Linked DNA regions of Homo sapiens: all the other regions are linked to region 2. The links are chromatin loops, found by intact Hi-C in ENCODE. Cell type or tissue: mammary epithelial cell. All regions are shown on one strand.

Region 1 (8,000 bases), 640 kb after region 2:
AAAAAAAAAAGAATTCAGCTAAGTGGACCACATTAGACCTCTATCAGTACTGCAGGGACCAATAAATGAGTAGTAACTAGAATGGAAGCCTACTATATTTTAGGCTTTGCTAACACTTTAACAAAAGCAACTGTCAGGAATTAAATTAAAGGTTTGGGTCCAGGTGTGGTGCCTCATGCCTGTAATACCAGCACTCTGGGAGGCTAAGACAGGAGAATTACTTGAGGCCAGGAGTTAAAGAGCTGCCTGGGTAACATAGCCAGACCTCATCTCTACAAAAAATTTAAAAATTAAAAATTAAGGCAAAGCATGGTGGCTCATGCCTGTAATACCAGCACGTTGAGATGCCAAGGTGGGTGGATCACTTGAGCCTAGGAGTTCGAGGCCAGCCAGGGCAATACAGCAAGATCCCACCTGAAAAAAAAAAAAAGAAAAGAAAAGAAAAGAAAAAAAGAAGGGACCAGACAATATTGAAGATGAAGCTCACTGCAGCAGATTGTTCACCTCTATTTTCAAGAAAAAAAAAAATTGTCGTGACCATGCCCTAACTGAACAGGACCAATGATTAACAGCAGAAACAATAACTAACACCACAGACGTCTCAATGGAATCAGCTTACACAATTCTGATTGAAGAATAAACCTGAGCAAACTTTCTACCCGATGGGTGCCAAAACCATTGTACCCAGATCAGCTGCAGACAACAGCAGAGCTTTCAATGGAAATTTTAAATAAGTAGGATCAAGATCCTGAAGCATTTCTTTGAAGACTGTAACAGAGATAAACATGGTTTTATACCAGTATGATCCTGAAGACCAAGTCCAACCAAAGCAATGGCTACCAAAAAGTGAAAGTGGTCCAGTCAAAGCAAAAGTGGACTGGTCAAGAGCAAAGGCCATGGCAACAGTTTTTTAAGATGTTCGAGGCATTTTGATTGTTGACTTTCTAGAAGGCCAAAGAATGATAACATCTGCTTATTATGAAAGTGTTTTGAGAAAGTTAGCTAAAGCTTTAGCAGAAAAATGCCTAGAAAAGCTTCACCAGAGAGGCCTCCTCCCCCACAGCAATGCTCCTGCTCATTCCTCTCATCAAACAAGGGCAATTTTGTGAGAGTTCTGATGGGAAATCATTAAGTATTCACCTTATAGTCCTGATTTGGCTCCTTCTGACTTCTTTGTGTTTCCTAATCTTAAAAAATCTGTAAAAGGCATTCATTTTTCGTCAGCTAATGATGTAAAAATGACCGCACTGACATGGTTAAATTCCTAGGACCCTCAGTTCTTTAGGGATGGACTAAATGGCTGGTATCATTACCAACAAAAGTGTCCTGAACTTGATGACACTTATGTTGAGAAATAAAGTTTATATTTTTTATCTTTTAATTCCATTTTTCCATAAACTTTTTGAAGCCTCCACATATAGAATAAACTTTTTGAAAAAGTTAAAGGTTTCTGAAAAAATATGAAAGTTAAATACAGCCAACTGACTTCTTCTTGGGGCCAATTTATATTTAAATTGCACTCAGGCCACAAGTACCTGATGTTAACCTAACCTTTGTAGTGTCTGTATTACAAACACTGGCCCCAACAATCAAAGAATGACTGGAAATTTTAGGGAGTATTGAATTACTGAATCAAGCCCAAATGGTGTTTTCAGTAGCATTTCATCACAATAAAATACACGTGTTACCCCAAATAGTGACACTAGAGGGTGCTCTCTTCCAAAAGACTGGTCAAGACTGGCATCAATTTAAAAAGATGAAGCCATACATGCATGGAGTGGATGCCTCACTAAGCTGATGAAACAGTATACACCTCAGCTACACTGGAGAAGACTTATATACTCACTTAGGATGACTACTGAATAGTTTAATCACTGTATAATCTGGGAATTTTAGAGTGGCCAGATTTTAATCTTTCTGCCTTGGCAGCATGATATAGCAATGGGATTGCAGGTTCATTAAAAGAAGTAAATGAAAATCAAATTTGCTTGATCTCCAGAATTAGAAAATATGTTGGCAGGCTGATTTAAAGGCCCCAACTGACATGATACTTATGAAAAATTGAGGAAAAAAAGTGAATTTGGTCTTAGAAAAGTGACACATGCAAGTAAATGCCTCCATCAATACTATAAAAAGGTACAAGTATTGCTGAAAGAGAAGAACAAATAATAGTCAAAATGGTAAGAGGATATTAAAAGGTACAAGTATGTGTTGACAGAAGAGGAAAAAGAATAGTCAGAAGGGTAAGATGACATTAGAAGACTTGTGAAGAGATATAGTTGCAATTTCCATTTTCCCATTGGATGGCTCAAGTCCTGGTGATCATTGGAATACTAGTATGTTTCTCCTTTTATATAAAATATTGAGAAAAAATGTGAGACAAATTATAAAAAGATGACTGAACATGTGTAGCAAGATACTAATAAGGGACAGAGAGTACACTGTGAAGAAAACAGTTAAGCTGATCTATACCTTAACCAAAACTCCTTATAAACCCTGATGTATAAAATTTATTAGCTGAGTGATAATTCTTCAATTAGTAACTTCTTTTATAACTTCTATTTTCTAGGTATTACTTGTATTCACAGTGTGTCTTTATAACATTGTATACTATAAAACAGTATACATTAGGTACACTGCAGAAGTCAAGCATGATTTATATGCCAAACAATAATAAAATATTTTTTATTTTTTATTTTAATTTTTTTTAGAGACAGTGTTTGGCTCTGTCATCCAGGCTGGAGTGCAGTGGTGTGGTCATAGCTCACTGCAGCCTCAAATTCCTGGGCTCAAGTGATCCTCCCACCTCAGCCTCCTGAGTAGCTTAGACTACAGGCACATACCACCATATCCGGCTACTTTTGTAAAATTTTTTGTAGAGATACGATCTCCCTATGTTGCCCAGGCTGTTCTTTAACTCCTGGCCTCAAACGAGGCTCCCACCTCAGCCTCCTAAAGTGCTAGGATAACAGGTGCGAGCCACTACTCCCGGCCTGTAGGGCTTTTATTCAGTTTTCTCACACCTCTTTGATAGTAATTTTTTTTTAGTGATTAACCTTTACTGATTGTTCCAAAACATTCATCTTAGTTTTCCTAGAGAGAATGCTTTTTATAATGAAATTTCCATTAGCTTACTTTAATATAATTATATAATTATGATCACAGATACAATTAGCATAAACAGGTTTGAGAACAAACACACCTGATACTACTTTTTAAGTAGAGAAATCAACTGGTAAATGCAGAAGTATCTACAAGACATTCATCTATTAGCCTTAGTATCAAGCACACCATAGAAATCAGTCAGTATGTTAATATCAGTGGGAATGCAGAACTTCCATTATTTTGGCAAATCATTGAGTGCAAGCCATTTAAAATAATTTCAACTGTATATTGAAAATATTAGCTGGGCACAGTGGCTCATGCCTGTAATCCCAGCACTTTGGAAGGCCAAAGCAGGAGTCCTGCTTGAGGCCAGGAGTTTGAGACCAGCCTGGGAAACACAGGGAGAATCCATCTCTATGAAAAATAAAAACATTAGCTGGGCATGGTGGTGAGTGCCTGTAGTCCTAATTACTCCAGAGGCTAAGGTGGGAGGATCGCTTGAAACCAGGAGTTTGAGGCTGCAGTGATCACACCACTGCACTCCAGCCTGGGCGATACAGCAAGACCTTGTCTCAAAAATAATAATAATAATACTAATAAAATCTTTTACATTTTCTTGGTCATTAGAGTACTGACTCAAAGTGTAAGGACAGACCAATAAAAACTCACTAACTCCACCAATCAACTGTACACATTCTCCACAGATAACCGGAAAATAACATATAGATAGATAGATAGAGATATATGGAATAAAATTATATTTTGCCTCTAGTTACATAATGAATAGGTAAAATATTGAATTGTACTACATATTGGTTTACTTAAGTTTAATATTATTATCTCATCGGCTGCATTCCCTTGTTTGCCATGCAGTAGCACAATATCATTAGTATACAGCGCCACCTACTGGAGAAATAGACTCACTTTGCAAAGCTTATATATCAGTCCTTTTTATTAATTTTGCAGTAAACCTAACAAAACTGACTTTTAGAAAACCCAGCTTTTCATCTATAACATGTAATTACCCACATTTTTCCTAACCAAGATTCTGACCAAAATTTCTCATTTGATAAGTAATATTTATGAATACTTGGGATTTCTTCAACATCTTATAAAATTTTCCCATAGGAAAAAGAAAAGTGGCAGCTGATTTCTCCAAGGAAAAACTTAGTATTCACGCTGTCCCTTTAAGGAAGATGATAAAATATACAAAGCTACTCCACAAGATAGAGATATGGAGCAACACCCTGCAAGCATCACTGTAAAACTCTCTTCAAAGTTCCACTGGTCACAATAACAAACAGCTAGAGACATATACAAAAGCAGAAGCAGCGTTTCTCAACACTTTGTTGACCTTTTCCTATTAATAAATAACATAGCAAAACTTTTTTTATTTCTTAAAAATTCGGTGAAAATTTTTAGTCCTGTTAGAGCAGGTTTAAGATTATCAAAATTCACCTCTTAATAATGATTTTTAAATGCATATTTATGTATCTTGACAAGTCACAATTGTACATATTTATGCACAACATGTTGTTTTGAAATATACATTGTGGAATGGGTGCATCAAGCTAATTAACATATGCATTATCTCACATGTCTTTTTTGTGGTGAAAACACAAAATCTACTCTCTTAGCAATTTTTAAGAATATAATACATTGTTATTAACTGTAGTCACCATGTTTTACAATAGCTCTCTTGAACTTATTCCTCCTGTCAAACCGAAATTTTGTCTCCTTTGACCAACATCTCCCCAATCACTCCCATCCCCAACCTTTAGCCCCTGATAACCATCATCTTCCTATTTCTAAATCCAACTTTTTTAGATTCTACATATAAATGAGACCATGCAGTCTTTTTGTAACATATATAGTTTTAATGTAAAAATATTTTAATCCTTAATGTAACTAAACTTTGAGTCAAACCCCATTTTTGAATCATGACAAAAAGTATGTAAATTTAATTTAATAAAAGCCCCTAAAATCAATCACCAGCATAAAGAGGTATATAATCAGTAGTGACCGTAACAGATTTTTCCTCCTAATAGTTTTATTTCTACATCGCTGCATAAACTCAATATGGAATTTAAGTATATATCTCTTCATGTTGTTGACTTAATTTAATAATGTTAATTGGTCTGCTACTCTGTAATGTTAATTCATATAACCAATGGGCTTTTTGGGTTTTGTTTTGTTTTTTGGTTAGTTTAGTCTTAGTGGCAAAAATGAATAATGGGCTTGGCTGGGTGCAGTGGCTCACACCTGTAATCCCAGCACTCTAGGAGGCCAAAGGCAGATAGATCACTTGAATCCAGGAGTTTGAGACCAGCATAAGCAATATGGCAAAATCTCGTCTCTACAAAAAATACTAGCTGGGTGTGGTAGCACACGCATGTAGTCCCAGCTACTTGGGGGCTGCAGTAAGAGATCACTTGAGCCAGGGAGGAGGTTACAGTGAGCTGAGATCACACCACTGCAGTCTAGCCTGGGCAACAGAGTGAGACCCCGTCTCAAACACATACACACACAAATTAATCTTTTAATAATATTTATAAATTTAACAATGCACTCATTCATGTCTCTAGTGCCTGTTTTGCACAATACCTAGAAAAGTATATATATGTTTAAATAAGCTATATACAGTAAAGATGTTTGATGAAATTGTTGACTTATTTTAGAAACTTTACCATTTTCAATCTATTAACTTTTCTTTATTGGTCAGGATACTTATTTTACCAAATCAAATCTATTCATTTATTTAGAGACAGGGTCTCACTATGCTGACAAGGCTGGTCTCAAACTCCTGGCCTCAAGCAATTCTCCCGCCTTGTCCTCCCAAAGTGCTGGGATTACAAGTATGAGCCACTGTGCCTGGCCACAAATTGTTTTCAGTATTTCTTCTTTTGGGTGCCTTGCAACACTAATTACACACGAAAAATGTGAAGCAAAGTATTTTTGATAAGTTGATTTTTTAATTATTGTTTCAGACCTTTAACCCAACCTGAAGAGAGAAGATAAAGATAGTATCAGTGGTTGAAAGAAAGATAATTTGCTTCCTAAAGAAAGAACTACATTTCATAGGTAACCCAATACAAAGTTTTCTGCTATTCTCTGGGTCATGGTGCCATCATGTCACTACCATCATCCCTAGACCCTAGCAATAAACTGTTTGTTCTATTTACGAGGACAAGAAACTAAACGGTTTTTTAGGTAAGGTAAGGTTGGAGTTTTTGTCCTAAAAATGTTTTAATCAGAAGTCAGGAAGGTGTCCAGTTCCCCTTAAGACAATGAACTGCAAAAGGCTGTCAGTTCTCTTCCCCAAAATCCACCTGGAACTACTAAAAAAAAAAAAAAAAAAAAAGAAAAGAAAGAAATCATTGACCTGAGGAACCAACCAAAAACTTCAAGAAATCTGTGTCAACTGTCTTGAAATAGGGTTGGGGGCCACCTCAGGTGAAAGGTAGACACTGGTGATGCTGAAAGAATAGGTGAGAGAAAAATGTGTAATGTGTATGGTTCTTAAGTCCCTGATGTTGCCTTAGGTCAATCATTGTCTGTCCCACCAATACAGAAATCCACAGCAATAGCCCAAGCAGCAAGTGCCAAATGGTACTGTCAAGGCAGGGTAAAAATCTTGCTGGAGTAATGAAAAGAGATGAGATCTAACCATCATTTCCTCTTCTACTCTATCCCTTTCCAAATCCCCATCCTAGTTGGATTATAACCATAGCAGTTCCTATTAAATGTGCAGGAAAATCATATTTCCTAGCCTTATTTATATTTTGGTCACTTGAATTGTAGACAAAGTAGTGTGGGCAGATGTGATACAAGCGAATTTCAGGACTTACCATTAAAGGCATTCTATGAGCTCCTTTAGCCTTCTCTTCTCCCACAACAACCTTGAGAACCTTGCGATGGTGGCATCACAAGATAGAAGGAGCTTTAATCTCTAAGCCAAACTCTGTATGAGTGAAACACCAAAAATTATTTGGGTGTTATAAGTGCAAGATAGTCTCTCCTATCCTGGTACACAACTTAAAGAGATTGCCAGCCTACTTCCCTCAATGCTGACTAAAGGAGTTCCTTGTTGCAATAACAACAAATGTCAACAGTGATTCTGTGGTGCCTGAGACTCAATAACCTCCAGCTCACCCCACTTCCACTTGTGAAAATACACACACACATACACACACACAAACACACACACCACACACTTCATGTTTTAGACCTTGGATGTGTCTCTGTTCTGCTGCACCACCATTTCCAAACCCCAGATATGAGGAGAGATAGTATACAATGACTCTGTATAGGTTAAATAATTAACTACACTTAAAAAAATTCAAATTATTGAATACATGAATAGACTATACAGTGTTAATTGATCACCTCTTTGGGGGAAATGCACCATTTCATTTGAACAGCAAGCAGTCTCTAAGAAGCAGGAAAAGGCAAGAAATAGATTCTCCCTAAGAGATGCTAAAAATCCCCAGCCCTACTGCCATTTTCATTTTAGCCCAGTGAAAATTATTTCACATTACTGACCTCCAGAACCGTAAGATAATAAATTTGTGTTGTTTTAAGCCACCCAATTAGTGATTTTTTACAGCTGTTACAGCAGCAGTAGGAAACTAATACATATGCCTTATGAGTTCCCTAGCTCTCACAGCACCTCATATATTCAGAGACATTTTCAGCTTCTTACAAAACAAATTCAAAAGAGGCAGCATCACAGTCAAGAATTAACTGGACACTGAATTCTTAATAATCAGGAAGCTGCCAAAAATCTTATCTCCAAACTCCCAAGGAGTATTTCTCACACTACCCAGAAAGGAGTCCTAAGCCAGCATGTTAGCTGAAAGGTAAAACACTTTCCCTTTTTTTTTGAAATAGGATCT
Region 2 (8,000 bases):
GCTTAGCTTTAGAGTCTTTATTTTCACTTAAGTTTACCCAGTCACTTCAAATTTAAACCTTTCATTTGAAATGATTCTCTCCCTCCCACTTCTTTTTCTCTCCTTCTTCACCAGGGTAGTCAAAGTTCCTAAGCCCAACCATGGCAAGGATGGAGTGAGAAATAGGCCATACATCTGGAGGTTTTTTCTAGCTCTGGGCTTTTAATGAGCTTGTGAATATGGCTCTCAGAGGTCAGTTTGTTATACGTGGCTCTGCAGAAAATAGAACATTTTAAACATCCTCAATATAGCCACTTTCTTTGTCTCTGATTTTCTTTCTAACCTCACTCAACTGTATTCATTCTGTAAACTCCATCCCCCAATACTAAGCACCTTGCTGTAAGGAAGTTACAGTTTACAGTAAATGAAAAAACCTCCAGCCTGGCTTACTTTTGCCACTAGCCATAAGAGAAACACATTTCTTTCTTGTTCACAGAAACACAAAACAGCACAAAAAAGGCACATGAAGAAATCCCACAGGAAAAGGCATCCAGAATATCTAAAGCAAACAACATATTTTACTGCATTTATTATCTTCCCAAGAAATGAAAGTGTGAGAGCCCTTAGATATCTGTCCGCAAAGAAAACATTTCTGTTCCACTAGAAATGCCCTACTAAGTTTGATGGTGCCCAGATACTGGTCTTCCTTCTACAAGTTCACCTGTTAAATGCTGTTTGTTCCTCAGAATGGGGTTCTGCATTCTTACTTCCACATTCACTGTTAAAAGGGAGCCTGGTTCAAGCAAGATTGGTGAGTGAAAAGGAAATGTAGAGAGAAATGACAGCTCCCTAAGAAGCAACACTTTTTTTCCCTAGAAAGTGACTTGAATCGACTTCAGTTGAAGAATAAATCATCCTCCAACTGCACCTGCTCTATTGATGGCTCACCGAGAGTTCTAGAAGAGCTCGGACACTCACTGATTGTGCAGGATTCTTAGAGTTACTACCTGTCATTGTGTGATTTTATTCCTGAAGCCTCTGGTGAGTTATATGGCATGTGCTTATGTAGGTGGAAATAGAAATGTATAAATCAGTATATGATCAGCCAGGTCTGAGAATTTTACAGCATCTTTTGACATATTGGAAGCAGACTAAAATTGCAAAAGCAGATTCTTGGCTTCAATCCGAAGCAATAGGTAGTGCTGTGATCAGAGAAGTGCTAAATGTAAGTTTGGAGAAACTTTTTTACAAAACACACACCAACACTGGTTTGTTTTCTGAGACTGGTCCTCTAGACTTCTTGGGATATCTCTGGGGACCCTGTTTGCTAGACCAAGCCACAAGCTCAGGTGGCCAGTCAATGTGTCCCATTGCAGCCTGGGTTCAGCTGCCCTTGGGACTTATAGCAAAGACAGATGTGAAATACTGCTACAGAAGGGCTAATTATGTAAAAAGTAGTTATGCGTGTTAAGAAAACTTTAATGTATTTCACTAAATAAACAATTTTTCAGTAATAGCCAAATATAGAACCCAAAAAAACAAAACCTAGTTACAGAGTAAAATCTTCCTGACTTATACTAAGTTTATTTTGACTCCTCTTTCTCACAGTCTCTGCATAATTGATTTAAAAGCAAATTGCATTTCTAATAATAGATTAGTGTTATTTTTCTTCTACTCTGCTGTAAGCCATAAAAGCAAACATGCCCACTTAATCCATTTTCAGAGTTTCTAAACAACCTGCCTACTCCTTCTCAAATAGTGTGAGTTCCCCCTTCTGAAGTAAAATTTTTGGGGGGCAAAGTCATATTTTGAAATTCTTCTTGTCAAAGCAGAATTCTGTCTTTGAACTCCCCTTTCCAATAATTCTATCCAGGCATGAACTGGTATCACTCTCTCTGCTTTATGCCTGGATAAAACTATCCTTATAGTTTATACACCAGAGGCTTGTTTTCAAAGAATGAGCATCATTTGCTATGGTGATAAATATACTCTGTAGAAAAACTTCAGACTACATTAAACCCATTTACTAAAGTTTTGGAGCAAGAGGGGGCTGGATGGCAGAGAGTGGAGGGGAGGACCTCTTTCAGGAAGTAGATGGAACATGGGTAGCCACAGTCTACAGTTCTGTGTTCTTGGGGCATGCAGAAGGAAGAGAATTAGTTGTCTTTTCTGGTCGGCTGGGAACAGGGGGATATGGTTTCAGAGCCTACACTCAACCCAAAGTCTGGCATGCCCATAAGTGATACCATGGCCCAGAGACTTAGGGTCAGCTTCAACCTGCATGAACAATAGCAAGTTTGGTGAGAATGAAAAAATTCTATCACATCATTTTCCCTGTGTTTAACTCTCCAGTGGCTCCCATTGTTCTTACAATAAGATCAACCACCAGCTAACTTCCAGGTGCCACTAAACCCTGCCCCATTTGGCCTCAATGTCCCTCACAGACTGTCTCCAGCTTGCGCTCGGCCACACTCCTTTTTCTGGTGCTCCCACTCAGCTCCTGCTCCTCTCAGGACTTTCTTGACTTAAATTGCTCTTTCCCACTCACCCCTCACCAACTCCAATATCCTTTAAGTCTCCATTTAAATGTCATTTTTTCATGGAAGCCAATTTAAACTTTCATCAGTTTCTCTTGATACAGTTGTTATGAAATCATAATTTGCTTAATCGCTGTCTTACACATTAGACTGGAATATCAATGAAAGTAGGAACCACGTCTACCCTGAATTCTCAGAACCAAACACATGTCTGGTCTATGGTGGGTGTTTAGTAAACCTTTGACAGTCAAATGCCTGAGAATGAATGAAGTTGTGCAAGAGAACATGGGGGAATACTTCATTAAGTAACATGTTGTGTTTCTAGCATTCTGAAAACCCTGCAGACTAATGTCTCCCAAATACCCAGTGCAGTTATATAAAAAGATTTTATAATTTATAAACAAAATAGAGACTGGGTGCTGTGGCTCATGCCTGGAATCCCAACACTTTGGGAGGCTGAAGCGGGAGGATCACTTGAGCGCAGGGGTTCAAGGTCAGCCTGAGCAACATTGGGAGAGGAGACCACATCTCTACTAAAAATTTAAAATTTATCTGGATGTGGTGGCACATGCCTGGGTGACAGAGCAAGACCATGTCACAACAAAATAAGACCCTCCAAAACCAAAATAGATCTTTTTTAAACTTATAGGATAAGTTTAGTCTATCTTCAAAGCCAAAATGACATTCCTATTAATTGTGGGAGGTAAAGGGGAAAAGATGCAGGAGGATTGAAATATTGTAGCACAATACACGTGCTATGCCTTCCTGCCATCTCAGCTTTTAATTTAGTGGATTTTTAAAATTTAGAATTCCAAGTATGGCACTTCCTGTTCTCTGTTATTGCAGACAGCCGTCCAGGCAGAAAAAAGCATCTGGACCAGAAATCATCATTACCAAGTGACAGAACTGGAACAGGTATTAGAGTGATCCAAGATAATTACTGAGTAGAAAAGATTGATCTCGACTGTTTCCTGAATGTAGCTGAGTTTGACCCAGAACAGTGCTTCTCAAACTTTAATGTGCATATGAATCACTTGGGATCTAGTTAAAATGCAGATTCTGATTCAATAAATATAGAGTGGGGCCTAGGGTTCTGCATTCCTAACAAGCTCCCAGGTAACAGACGGGACTAGTCAACATGGATTGGCACAGGTCAGAGGGCACAATCATGCCCAGACGCAAAGAATGTTCTTCACAGAAAGGAAGTGGTGGGGCCACGCCCAAAAGGGTGAACAGCAAAGCCCAGATGTCGCCAGCAGAGGGCAGCAGAGGGCAGGTTAAAGTGCACTGGATCCGGCCAAACTCAGCCCAAAGGCAGCTCCAAAATAGTTCACATCAGAGCATGCCTAAGAGGACAGGGGAAAAGCAGGCGCTGAGACCACCAGCGGCCTGAAGGGAGATGTTCACATGGATCGAATACACTCACTGGAGGGAGCACTTTGTGACAGCAGAAAGAACACCAATCCCGGGCAGGAGACCAAAGATCTAAGTCAAACACAACAAGAGAGCAGTACATTGGGGCCAGCCACTCACCATCAGCCTTGATTTCCTCATCAGTCAAACAAAGGGTGGTCGCTAATGAACGCTTCTAGTTTTCACGTTCTGCGTCAGTGGTTCTTGTTCAGACCTCGAGGAATCTGGAAGAGACCATGGAGAGACGGCTGGTCACCTGCCAGGGTGAGGCCTTTGGGAATGTGATGGGCAGGGAGTTGGTTTTGTTTGAAAGTCAGGGCTCAGTGGAGGCTTTTCTATTTTAATTATCATTTTCATTTGTTATCAAAGAATACGTGCACTTCGGACAAAAAGTCAGATAGGGAGGGGCCCGGTGCGGTGGCTCACGCCCGTAATAACAGCACTTTGGGAGGACGAGGCGGGTGGATCACTTGAGGCCAGAAATTTGAGACCAGCCTGGCCAACATGGTGAAACCACATCTCTACTAAAAGTACAAAAATTAGCCAGGCGTGGTGGTGTGTGCCTGTAATCCCAGCTACTCAGGAGGCTGAGGCAGGAGAATCACTTGAACCCGGGAGGCGGGGGTTGCAGTGAGCCAAGATCATGCCACTGCACTCCAGCCTGGGCGACAGAGCTAGACCCTGTCTAAAAAAATCAGATTGGACTAAAAGTCTTATAACCAAAACAACAGTCCCTTATCCCTCTTACATTCCTTATCTTTTTCCCCCAGAAACAATGTCTTCAAACTCTTTTACTGTTTTTCCTCCATTTTTTGCCTCCATATTCCTGAATAATATATACAATATAATCCTATTACTTGATTCATTAGCTATTGATTTTTACTACAGTGGATTAGGATAACAGTTCAATTATACTATCTTTTCCCCTTCAATATTCTCTAAACATAATTTGTCTTATTAATATATCTGGAGTCATATCTATATTCAGTTTCTGTATTTTGACTATGTACATATTATTCATTAAGTCAGGTAATATACTATGATTATATTTAATTTCTTATACAACTTTTTGTCTGTCCTGGAATTAATAATTGTCTTATTTTTTTCATATGCTTTGTTTAAACATCTGACTAAGTTTCCCATACCCTCCAACATGCTTCTATTGAAGACAGTTTTCTATAGAGGCATCTTTCAGATTATTCTTGCTTTCACCTGTTTTGCATTGGATCCCATACATCCTGAATACCATCCTTCCTTCTCCTAGTTTGCTTCCTCCTTTTAGTGGAGCATTTCCACCAGCAAGGCCCACCAGCCCTTCCACCAACACCTTGACAGTAATCAGGGTTGTCTAAGTCACAGGCTCTTGTAGATTTCTCAGGAAGAACTCATAGGATTGCCACTTCCTAAGTTTGGGCATGGTCATAAAGCATGTCTGAACTGTGTATGTGAAGGTAAGTTTGGCTGGATATAAACTCCTTAGCTGACATTTTCTTAAGTATTGTAATTATTATTCTGTTGTTCTCGGGCTAACATACTGCTCTTGGATGGTCTGATGAAAATTTTATTTATTTTCCCTAACACGTGAATTGTCCTCTTGCCTGGATACCCAAAGTGTCTTTTTTCTCTGTCTCTTTTAGGTCCAATGTTTACTAGAATATGTCTTGGTGTTGGTTTTCTGGGGAACAGTTTTCCCAAGTCATTCCTTTTAATATGAGACCTGACTTCATTTTTTTATTTCAGGAAAGTTTCCTCATATTACAGATTTTAGTATTTCTTGTGCTTCATTTATTTGCTTTTCTCCTTTGGGGGTTCCTATAGCATGTATATTGGATGTTCTTTGTTCTTTTATGTATCACTTTCTCTCAAACACTTTCTTTCCTTCATTTCTTGATTTTTAAAATTTTTTTCTTTTTTCCCTCTTCTATTTAAGACAATATTCATTGTGTTAATTAACTTTTACTTTCTTCCCAGTTTTATCGTTTCTAATTTTTTAAAAAGTTTTTTTTTTTTTATAAATTCTGTTGTCATTGAAATGATCCTTTTGCCCAATTCTCATTTCCGAGTTTTTTCTAATTCTTATTTCTGTTGTTCTTTCATAGTTTCTATCACTTTCTTAAATTTTTTAGCTTATTTTGAAACATCTGGTTATAATTGTCTTCTATTTCGGCATATTTCTCTAAATTCTTCATTGAATAGAGACATTTTCTGCTTTTTATTTTCCTTTTTGCATAACTTTGTATGCGATTCACCCACGATCCTTTTTCTGTTGCTCATTTTTCAGAAAGATGAGTTTTTCTCCACTTTTAGGAGAGAAGGATGTGTCTAGATCACTTTTCTAGGCCCATAGCTCTAGAATTACCTCTTTTGTTGTTTTTAAGGAGATAAATACATCCTGGCTTTCTGAGATGTTCCTTCTCTGCTCCCTCTCCCATTCTCACCGGAATTTCTCATTCTGTTGGTGTTGTTATTCCTATTGTCAGGTTGGATTCTATTCCCAGCAGTTTCTCCTCAGTGCAGGACTTTGCCTCTGAAGGGAGTTTGGGGTTTTTTGTTTCTGGAGTTCATGGGCCCCAGAATGCCCCAGATACATTCCCAATAATTGGAATCTCCAGCCCACATCACAGATTCAACTGAGACTCAGGTATGGAAACTCTAAATGCAGTAGTCTTTTTCCAGCATCTCACTGCAAAGCAGCAGAGTGTGGCGCTTAGTTTCCCACTGCTTGTACCACACACCCCTCCCGGAGATTTCTTGAGTATGTAACACCCTAAGAGGCAAAGTATGGACGGATGCAAGTGACAGTAGCATAATTTATGAATCTCCTTGAGTCTCCCTCCACATGACTGTCAGACCGCTATTAACCTTGTAAAAGTCTTTACATTTTTACCAGTATTATTTCAAAAACATACAGCTCATTGGACCCATGGTTTGAGGTTTTGTTCTAGTTTCTCTGGCAGAGTGTCTGAGCTTGAGGTGACTCTGCAAAGCTGGGCTTATACAACCAACTCTGAGCTTAGCTTCACCATTAGTAAACAAGGTAAACAATGCCCACCTCACAGAGCTACTGAAATGATAACAAAGTTGAAACATATGAAAGTACCTCCTTCATTTCACCTGATATATAAAAAACTATTTACAAACTGTAAAGTGATATGACACTGTATGTTATTTCAAATAGATTTATGAAATACGTGAAGCCCTATAATTTTATGTTTAACTGCATAATTTTCACTTAATATACAATATTAATAATTGTTTTCTTTTCCCACTAGAATGTTTGCTTCAGAAGAGCAGTGATTATTGTCTGATTTAGTTCGATGCTATATCCTCATTGCCTCAATGCCTATGATGTACCTGGCACATCATAGACATTCAATAAATACTGGATGAATGAGTTGTTTGTGCTAACTTTGCCTTAAAGCATATGATGCAACAAATAAAACAAATGGGCAAAAGTTAAATGGTTACTAGGTTGTTGTTGGATTGGGCCTGTGGAACAAGCTCTGCCAACTTATTTCTTTAGCATTTCAGTTTGCTTTGTATTCTTGCCTACAAGTGACACTGGCTCCCCTGCTGCAGCTAAGGGAATGAGCAACACCCGAAGTGCCAGAAACAGCTCCTGCAGAAAATGTGGCCACACCGACCTCCAAGTCTCTGTCCTCCAGGCCAAAATACAGAAGGCTTGAAACACCGTGGATAATGGCTGGGCAGAGAACAACGAACCGGACTGTCTTTCTCTCACAAGTGTTTATGGAAGTCTGGCAGTCCGTCTTTAAGTAAATAGATTTGTTTTAATGGAGCAATCTATCAAATAAGCAGGGCTGCTGAGAAGGGGGGAAGGAAGATACAGTGCTGCTCCCTCGCCCTTGGGAGCCATTTCTTTAAGGATAACAAATGCGAGTGAGGTAGTGATACTCAAAGCAGGAAAAATAATAGCCTGTGGCTTAGGATGGTCTCATCTAAACTCAACGTGTGGATGGGTTTTGTGTGTTTAAACAGGCAGCTCTGCATCTCAAAAACACGGAAGAAGGAGCAAACAGACGCAGAACCAATACCAGGAGGCTTCTAGTT
Region 3 (8,000 bases), 630 kb after region 2:
ACCTTGAACTATCTTACCCAGATATTATATATGATTGTTTTATATAGAATTACATCAGCTATCTGGATTCTAAACTCATAATAAGCAGCCCAGAGTGACAAATAAAAAGAGAAATTACTAATGGTGGGTGCAAAAACAGCAAGAAAATTTGTTAACAGTATAAAAATCAAAAACAAAATCCAGAAATCAGAAAAAGGCACTCAGATCTTTCTATAACTCAAAAGAATGTATAATTGTTAACTTATTCAGTACAATGATTATAGAACGGTCCTCAAAAATGGACTTTAACCTTCAAAAAAGGATAAAAATGTGGCAGGACTATGCTGAACAGGAGCCCTGTTGGGGGAAGGGGAACCAAAAAAGGAAGAGATGCACACAGTGTTTTAATAAGAATCCTATTTTTTAAATTATAATACAAGAGGAAATTTTAAAAGATGTACATAAAGGTTTAAGTTTTCAAATATATGTAATATCACATTCAGAAAGAATCATTTCCCAAGGATTCCAAATTTTCAACATTTTACTGTAATAGATCTTAAATATCTCTTGCCCCCTCCCTTATGTCTGCTGCTCTTATCTATCTGACTGTCCGTCCATCCATCTACCCATCCATCCATCCATCCATCCATCCATCCATCCATCCATCCTTCCATTTGTTTTTCAGGCCATATCTCAGTCTGTCTCTGTCTTCAGACAGTCTTTCCAATTCTATCTGTCTCTGACTGTTCTCTGCCTCTCAGGCTGTGTTCCTCCACACGTGCATACCTGTGAGTCTCTTCTTCTCTGTCTCATATATGTGTCTTAATTTATTTTTCAATGTATGTATCTTCTGATCTATGTCTTTCTCCTCTGTCTGCATATATACATGTCTGTCTCTCATTCTCTCTACTCTCTCTCCTTACTTTAGGTGTGTCTGTTTCTCTGGTGGATTTTTCTTTTTCACTCTGGCATTTCTCTCTCTGTGTGAGGAGAGAGAGAGATATATATATAGATATAGATATAGATATCTGTATCTTGTCTCTTTCGCTATATGTCTGAAAGAGCCATATCTTGTCTCTTTCACTATATGTGTCTCTTGTCTGTATGTACATCTCTTTCTCTGTATCTGTCCGCATGCCTGTGTCTCTATCACTCTCAATGTGTCTCTTTTTTTTCTCTGTCCCTCACTATACATCTGTCTCTTTCTTACCAAGTCTCTTACTGCGGTATCTCTCTTTCTCTATGAGTCTCTGTGTATGCTTCTCTTTCTGTGTGCCTCCAGGTGTGTGTCAGTGCCTCTATGTGTTTCCCTCTTCAAGTATCTTCCTTCCTGTGTCTCTTTCTCTGAGGATCTCCTTCTCTATGTGTTTTCTTTCTCTGAATGTGGCTCTGTACATCTCTGTCACAGTCATTCTGTCTCCTCTGTCTCTTTGTATGTAGGCGTGTTTCTATTTCCTGGTGTGTCTTTTTTTTTCTCCCTCTCTCAATGTCTTTTCTGTGTCTCCTCTGTGTGCATGTGTGTGTCCCTTTCTCTCTGTGTGTATGTCTCTTTTCTCTGTGTGTCTTTCTTTGTATCTCTTTCATAATCCCTGGGTCTCTGTGTGCATGTTTTGTGTGTGTGTGTGCGCACTTGTCTACCTCTGTCTAATATATTGGTTAGAACAAACACACTTCACTCAGTGCCTTGAACTAGAACAACACCTGGGGCTTGGTATTAATACCTTAAAAGTCCTTACCTTTTGACCAGTTCTCCATTTGTATTTCTGTTCTTGTTTGCTCTGGCAATGTCTCTGGTTTTTGCTCCAAGATTTGCAGCTAAAATAAAGCCAACTCTAGATAAATAAACTGAAAACAATATATCAGAACACACCTAAATCTTACCTTTGTTTAACAGAGAATTTACAGGATAAATGGTTTTCTAAAACATTTACAATGGGACAATTAACTGAGAATTTCAACAGGAGAAATTAAATCTTTTTCTCAGAAAAAGGTTCTTTTCTTCACACTTGTATTTTAGTATATACAGTTCAGGTTAAGTTTTTTAGACATTCATGCTGATTTGGGTAGAGAACCATTTAATTTATTTAACTGAAATCTTCTTCAACTACAATTTTAAGCATTTAAGAAAAATACATTTTTACTTTATTTGTCATAAATTTTATACCAAAAATTTCAAATTTACTGATTTGAATTTACTGTGTATATATTCATATAGATTACTTTAATAAATTTTACTTATAAAAGTAATTTAAGAATATTACTCTAATTTTAAAAAACATAAAGACCACCACTAACTTGTGGAATTAATGATACTCCTCTCTCTTATTTGTTTTTGTAGTAAACATGATAAAACACTATGCAAGTTTTTTTTTATGCTTTTAAGGAGAATAAAATTAGATTTACCTCACAGATAGAACCCAGCGTTCTTTAAAAAGTCCTCAAATAAAGCTGTAGTAAGCTTCTCCTTTTCCAATTTTCTCTAAATATGTTGATTTGGAATTGGCAATCTTTTTCTAAGTTTCTCATTTACTTTTGGATTAGCTGAAAATATAGGAAGTTATTAATATCAAAGAAATATGTTCCAGTCAATGAAGCCATTTCCCTACATATTGCCCAAAAAGGTTAATAATAATTGCAGTATTTTAATAAGAGATTCATATACCAAGACATGTAGAAAATACAGTCTTTAATAACCTCTGGAGTATTTTAAAACATGTCTTACAGGCCTTAATGTGCTTAGTAATATACTATTTAAAACCATAATTTTATCCCTCTGCAATATACAGTCACTCTTCCTCATCATTTACCCAGCTAATGAATGCCAGCAATTAGTAAAATGTAATCCCATTGCACAATCATTTTAATGCTTTTAGCACTCAGAAAAGTAAACACCAAATTAATACTGCTCAAGCCATATCAGATCCTAGTTGGAAGCAAGCAATTATAGTTCAGCTCCTCAGGTGTAATTAAATGATTGGAATGATTTAGTTCCATAAATGCAAGTTAATTCATAAGCAAGCAACAAATATACTGGGAGTAATTACAAGAAACATTGACAGTCTAAGCAGGGCAAATTCTTTTGTAAGACTGATGTAGTAAAATGCTGCCCTCTCCTGGGCATTTAAGGGAATAACTCAGAGCCAAACAAAAAAATTCCACAAAACCCAAGTTTTAGAAAGCCTCTAGACAAAATAACCAATATACCAATTTGATTCCATGACTTATAACAAAAATCTAAATTAATACCTATATTATGATAATTTATGGACACTGAGATAATTAATGATTTGTCCAATAAAGCTCTGAGTCCCAAACTACATCTATTTCATATAGGTGATTTCTACACTTTTAATGAAATAAAATAATGCTTATGGCAGACTGCAAGTGAAACTTCTAGTACCCAACGAGACTGCCAGTCAACACCTCTGTTCTCTTAATGGCAAAGCGTAACTTGGCTGTTATGGATAATAACTAAACTATGCTTTTATATGTAGTAAAATATGCATGGAAAATGTAAAACAAAATATTCAATACTGTTATGACTTTAAATAATGATCTAAAATTAATTTTTTAATAAACTTCAATAACCAAAACAAAAACCTGAGTACTATCATAACTGTCATTATAGGCATATTTCAAAATGTAAAGACTAACAAGTACTACACAAAAATGCATCCTGTTTTAGGTCATTCCCAACATTTTACCTTCTTAGGCTAAAATTCAGGACAAATGTACTTATATACTAACTACTCAAGTGGTCCTTAACTTTTCACAACTAACTTTCAGAAGCTTATTTATTATACTCTTAAGTTATGCTATAACCAAAAAGCCTGTGTTAAAAATATGTATTAGTAGCCTTAAACCCAAACAGTATCATCCCATTGCCTTTCTGTAATTTGAACATCTTCTCTGATAAAATATTGCAATTAGCACAATAAATGTTTACTTCTTCAAAAAATGCAAATGGTCCTTGGCAGAAGATAATGCTTAACACTACACCAATATTTTTGGAGACGAAGAGAGTAATAAATTAATGTCCTTTAAATTTGCTTTTAAATGCATTAAAATAACCACATTCTAAGTCATAACCAGCACAAACCATAAAAATAAAATAAATCAAAATATTAAAAAGTCCTGTCACTAAGTTTAAAATGTACAGCACATTTGCTTTGCCCTTGATGTCACAGTCTTATTTTTCAATTCATATCTTGTACACTGTAAGTTAATTGCTTTTGGAAAGTACTTATTATTCATGTAAAAATTAATGTGCCAATGTGTTTAAATCCTCTTAAATGACCATTCATGCATCTTTCTTCTTTAAGTACCAATGAAATCTGTCAAAAGACATCAATGCAAAATGGTCTTAAAGGAAAGTTCTAATAGAGAATTTTTTTTCTGCTAACACAAGATTTTCATATTCACCAACTTTACTTAAATTCCATTAATTTTTTAAGCTACTTTTAATAAATTCACCAAGTAAAATTTTTAGGCCCCATAGTCTGTCATTTGTGTTCCAGCTGACATTATGAATATTAATAACAGTGTTATCCTGATTAAATAGGCTTCATATGAAATCCCTGTGAATCCTATAGCTCAGACATCTCATTTTTCCAACTCTTTATGAATTTGGATTCAGACATTAAACTGGAAAAATCTTAAAAAACAGATTTAGTGGCACATTTGCATATTCTTCAGCAAAAATTAGATGTTTTAATGTTTCAAACAATTAAAACATATCTACATATAATAGGAGAAGATTTCTGTAAAGATGCAACATATTTATACTTCTTTTTTAGGACAAAGGATTAAGACTAATAAAATACTAATTTCTGTCCTTACCTTAAAGATTTGATATCAAGAATTTGTTTTCAGTCAAAAATTATATATTCACATTAAAACTAGTGGGATGATTTTACAGTAGACAATCAGATAAATTGGGTTTCTTAATCCAAATGCTAACATTACATTAAAGACAAAACATATAAAGATTACGTTATTACTAATCTACACCAGGTTCAAGAAGCAAAGTAAAATCAATTTGCAACTAAAGTTTGTTTATAAGTTGTGATGGAAAAAATCACCTATTTAAAAAAAAAAAACTCTACTATAACCAACAGAGGATATATGAGCAGCTGTTAAAATATTCTCCATAATAAATTCCTAGCCTCATTCCTCCAAGCTATTTTTAATTCTGAAAAATTTTCAGTATATAAAAAAGGAAGTGGCGGGGCATGGTGGCTCACGCCTGTAATCCCAGCACTTTGGGAGGCCAAGGCTGGCGGATCACAAGGTCAGGCGATCAAGACCATCCTGGCCAACATGGTGAAACCCCGTCTCTACTAAAAATAAAAAAAAATTAGCCTGGCTTGGTGGTGTGCACCTGTAGTCCCCAGCTACTCGGGAGGCTGAGGCAGGAGAATTGCTTGAACCCGAGAGGCGGAGACTGCAGTGAGTCAAGATTGTGCCACTGCACTCCATCCTGGTGACAGAGTGAGACCCTGTCTCACAAAAAAAAAAAAAAAAAAAAAAAAAAAAAAAAGGAAGTGAGTCTTACATGGAAGAAAAGAAAAATAAATAATAATTAAGCAAACTGCACACCCTTCTCTCTCTCTAGGTACATAGGAATCTCAATATATCTGATAAAGTTTCCTACATGCACTCACCAAAAAAAAGAAGGTTGAAAAAATTTAAACAAATATCCCTATGCTCTCAAATGTGACTTGACTCTCCTATTTACTCAGCATTAAAACACTTCATGAAACAAAATTTGTTCTTTGACCAGTCTGAAATTTCTAATCTGCCTAAAAAATTGTAAGTAATTCTGACATTTACCCTTTAAAATTAAATAATGCCTTTTTGACAGAGAAGCATTTAAAAATGGGATTTCATTCCCCAATGTAACAGTATCCAGGATTTTAAAAAACATTTTAAATAGGAGATGCTCTTCCTACCTTCCTCCACAAAAGCCACACTTTAGCAAACGTTTTCAGCTGACTTTGGTTTATGCCATATTTTTCATATTTTCTTAGCTTAATCACAAATTTGTGTAAATTGAATCCAAGTATCAAACTAGAGATCATTTACAATACTTCATTTTATCCAACTGTAATTTTAGAAAAACTCTGAATTTTGTATTTTCTAGCTTGAGAAATGTTGATAATTTCTGCATTAAAATAGTTTCATAAAAAGGAAAGCACGCTATTTCAGAGAGCCAAATATTTTATCACACAACACAATATAAGCACATGTCTTACTATTGGATTTTCATCTTATTATACAAAAGACTCAAACATTTATAGCCCCTGACACGTTCTCTTCCCAAAAGAATCTCTTTCACCCAGTGTGCCTACTGCTTACCAAGCTCCAGATAACTCAAGTTCCTCAGAGCTATGAAAAGCAAGAAGAGGTTCAGGAAGAAAGGATAAGGGATAATAGTGGCCCTGTACCACAGCTATACAAATTTAAAAGGCATATATTTAAATTATTTGACCCCACAGTTCCATTACTAAAAATATTTACAAAAATATGTAAGATATTTTTATGTACAAAGATATTCATTACAGCAGTTTTTATTTGTAAGAACAAATACTTATGCTCCAGTCATGCTGGTCTTCTTTCTGTTCTTCGAACACACCAAGCTTATTCTTGCCTCAGAGCTTTTATCTTGCTATTATACTCTATGCCTAGAATTCTCTCTTCTAGATCTCTAAGCCATTTCTCTCATTATGCACGCCTTGCTCAAAAGTCATCTCTTAATAAAGGTTTTGCCTGGCCATCCCATCTAAAGTAGAAACTCTTTTCTCATCACATTACCTGCACTACTGCCTTCATGAAACTGATCTGTTTAGATTTTATTTCATTGTTTTTGATATATCTCAGTAACTTACATGTAAACAGGGCCCTTGATTTTTCTCCCCCATCTCTCTATCCTTAGAAGAGTATCTGGCATAAAATATGGACTCAGTAAACATTTGATGAACAGACAGGTGGATGGACAGGTGGAGGGACATGACTAGCAAGAAACTAGAACTAACATAAATGTCCGTCAATAGAGAACTGGTATAAATAAAATGTGGCTCAACCATATGGAAAACCTATATGGTTTATATCATAAATGCAAGAGATCTATATATACTATGTGTATACTATGAGCCAGACAATATTATAGGAGTTAGATATAAAATGGTGAATAAGACAAATAGATTTCCTATACAAATATATCCTCGGTCAAAACAATACAGGCACAAAGTATGGATAAATTAAAAACAGAAAAATTATACTCACATATATATACATGCTTGAATAGGCACATTATTTTTTTACAGAAGTATACATAAGAAACTATTACCAGTGGTTAGTCTGAAGAAAGGGCCTATGAGTTGGGGTGGGGAGACAGAGAGAATGAGGGAAAGAAACATTTATATTTCATTTTATATTTATAGGTATAATTTGGTTTTTTAATTGGGTGCATGTATTACTTCTAATTTAATAATTAAATATTTACAAATAATATGGAATTTAATAGGAAACCTTGAAGGACATTACATTACCACCGAGAGGCCCAAAATGAATAGAAAGACAGTGATCTTCATGACACCCTTGAAACTTTGAAAAAACTATTATTGCCTAATTAATCTTTTATAATTATACTTTGTTATGATTGATTGACTGCTTGCTTGCTGGCGTGTTTGCTTGGATTAACTAGACTAAAAAGTTCAAAATAAACTAATACATATGGCAAGAATGTCTTGGAATAGAGAAGTTCAAAATGTAAGAAAGAGTTTCTGAGAATTAAACAAATGTTTCTAAAAATCACATTTCTTAGTTCAGTTAGGGACTATTTACAATTGTCTCAGAATTCAGGAGTCTAAATTCAGGGTTCTAAAGTTTAAAAAATTTATAATGAAAATAAATTGTTTTGTATTATTACATTTTATGTCTATCACAGATAGTTCCCCTTTATGCTTCAGTGTTCAAAAAATTACCATGAAAAAAGACTAATTACATCCCATCATTGAAGG

What was found. Peaks named below come from ENCODE experiments on the same cell type or tissue, not always from the same donor. Only the 100,000 strongest peaks of a DNase experiment are listed, where the experiment ranks them.
Region 1: it touches region 2 in a loop (12-fold over the local background); 75 of 110 quality-filtered maps call a loop at or near these places.
Region 3: a loop joins it to region 2, with 11 times the contacts of the local background. A loop is called at or near these places in 76 of 110 quality-filtered maps.

Annotation. Positions count from the first base shown.
Region 1 is chr14:37,226,792-37,234,791 of GRCh38, reverse strand. All of the region lies in intron 1 of MIPOL1 (mirror-image polydactyly 1), which reads right to left. Among named protein-coding and RNA genes, the nearest start is that of MIPOL1, 33 kb to the right of the region's middle. In mammary epithelial cell, CTCF peaks have their summits at 1,710 (motif pointing right) and 4,006 (motif pointing left); a DNase peak (open chromatin) is centred at 1,741.
Region 2 is chr14:37,870,613-37,878,612 of GRCh38, reverse strand. No RefSeq gene overlaps it. Among named protein-coding and RNA genes, the nearest start is that of LINC00517, 28 kb to the left of the region's middle. RefSeq lists a silencer at 3,674-3,733. In mammary epithelial cell, a CTCF peak has its summit at 3,764 (motif pointing right); a DNase peak (open chromatin) is centred at 3,752; H3K27ac peaks cover 433 bases.
Region 3 is chr14:37,241,623-37,249,622 of GRCh38, reverse strand. It overlaps MIPOL1 (mirror-image polydactyly 1), which reads right to left. Exons shown (of 13, transcript NM_001388067.1): 2 at 2,383-2,520; 3 at 1,716-1,794. The coding sequence starts at 1,734. Among named protein-coding and RNA genes, the nearest start is that of MIPOL1, 48 kb to the right of the region's middle. In mammary epithelial cell, a CTCF peak has its summit at 3,095 (motif pointing left); no DNase peak of the experiment used is centred here.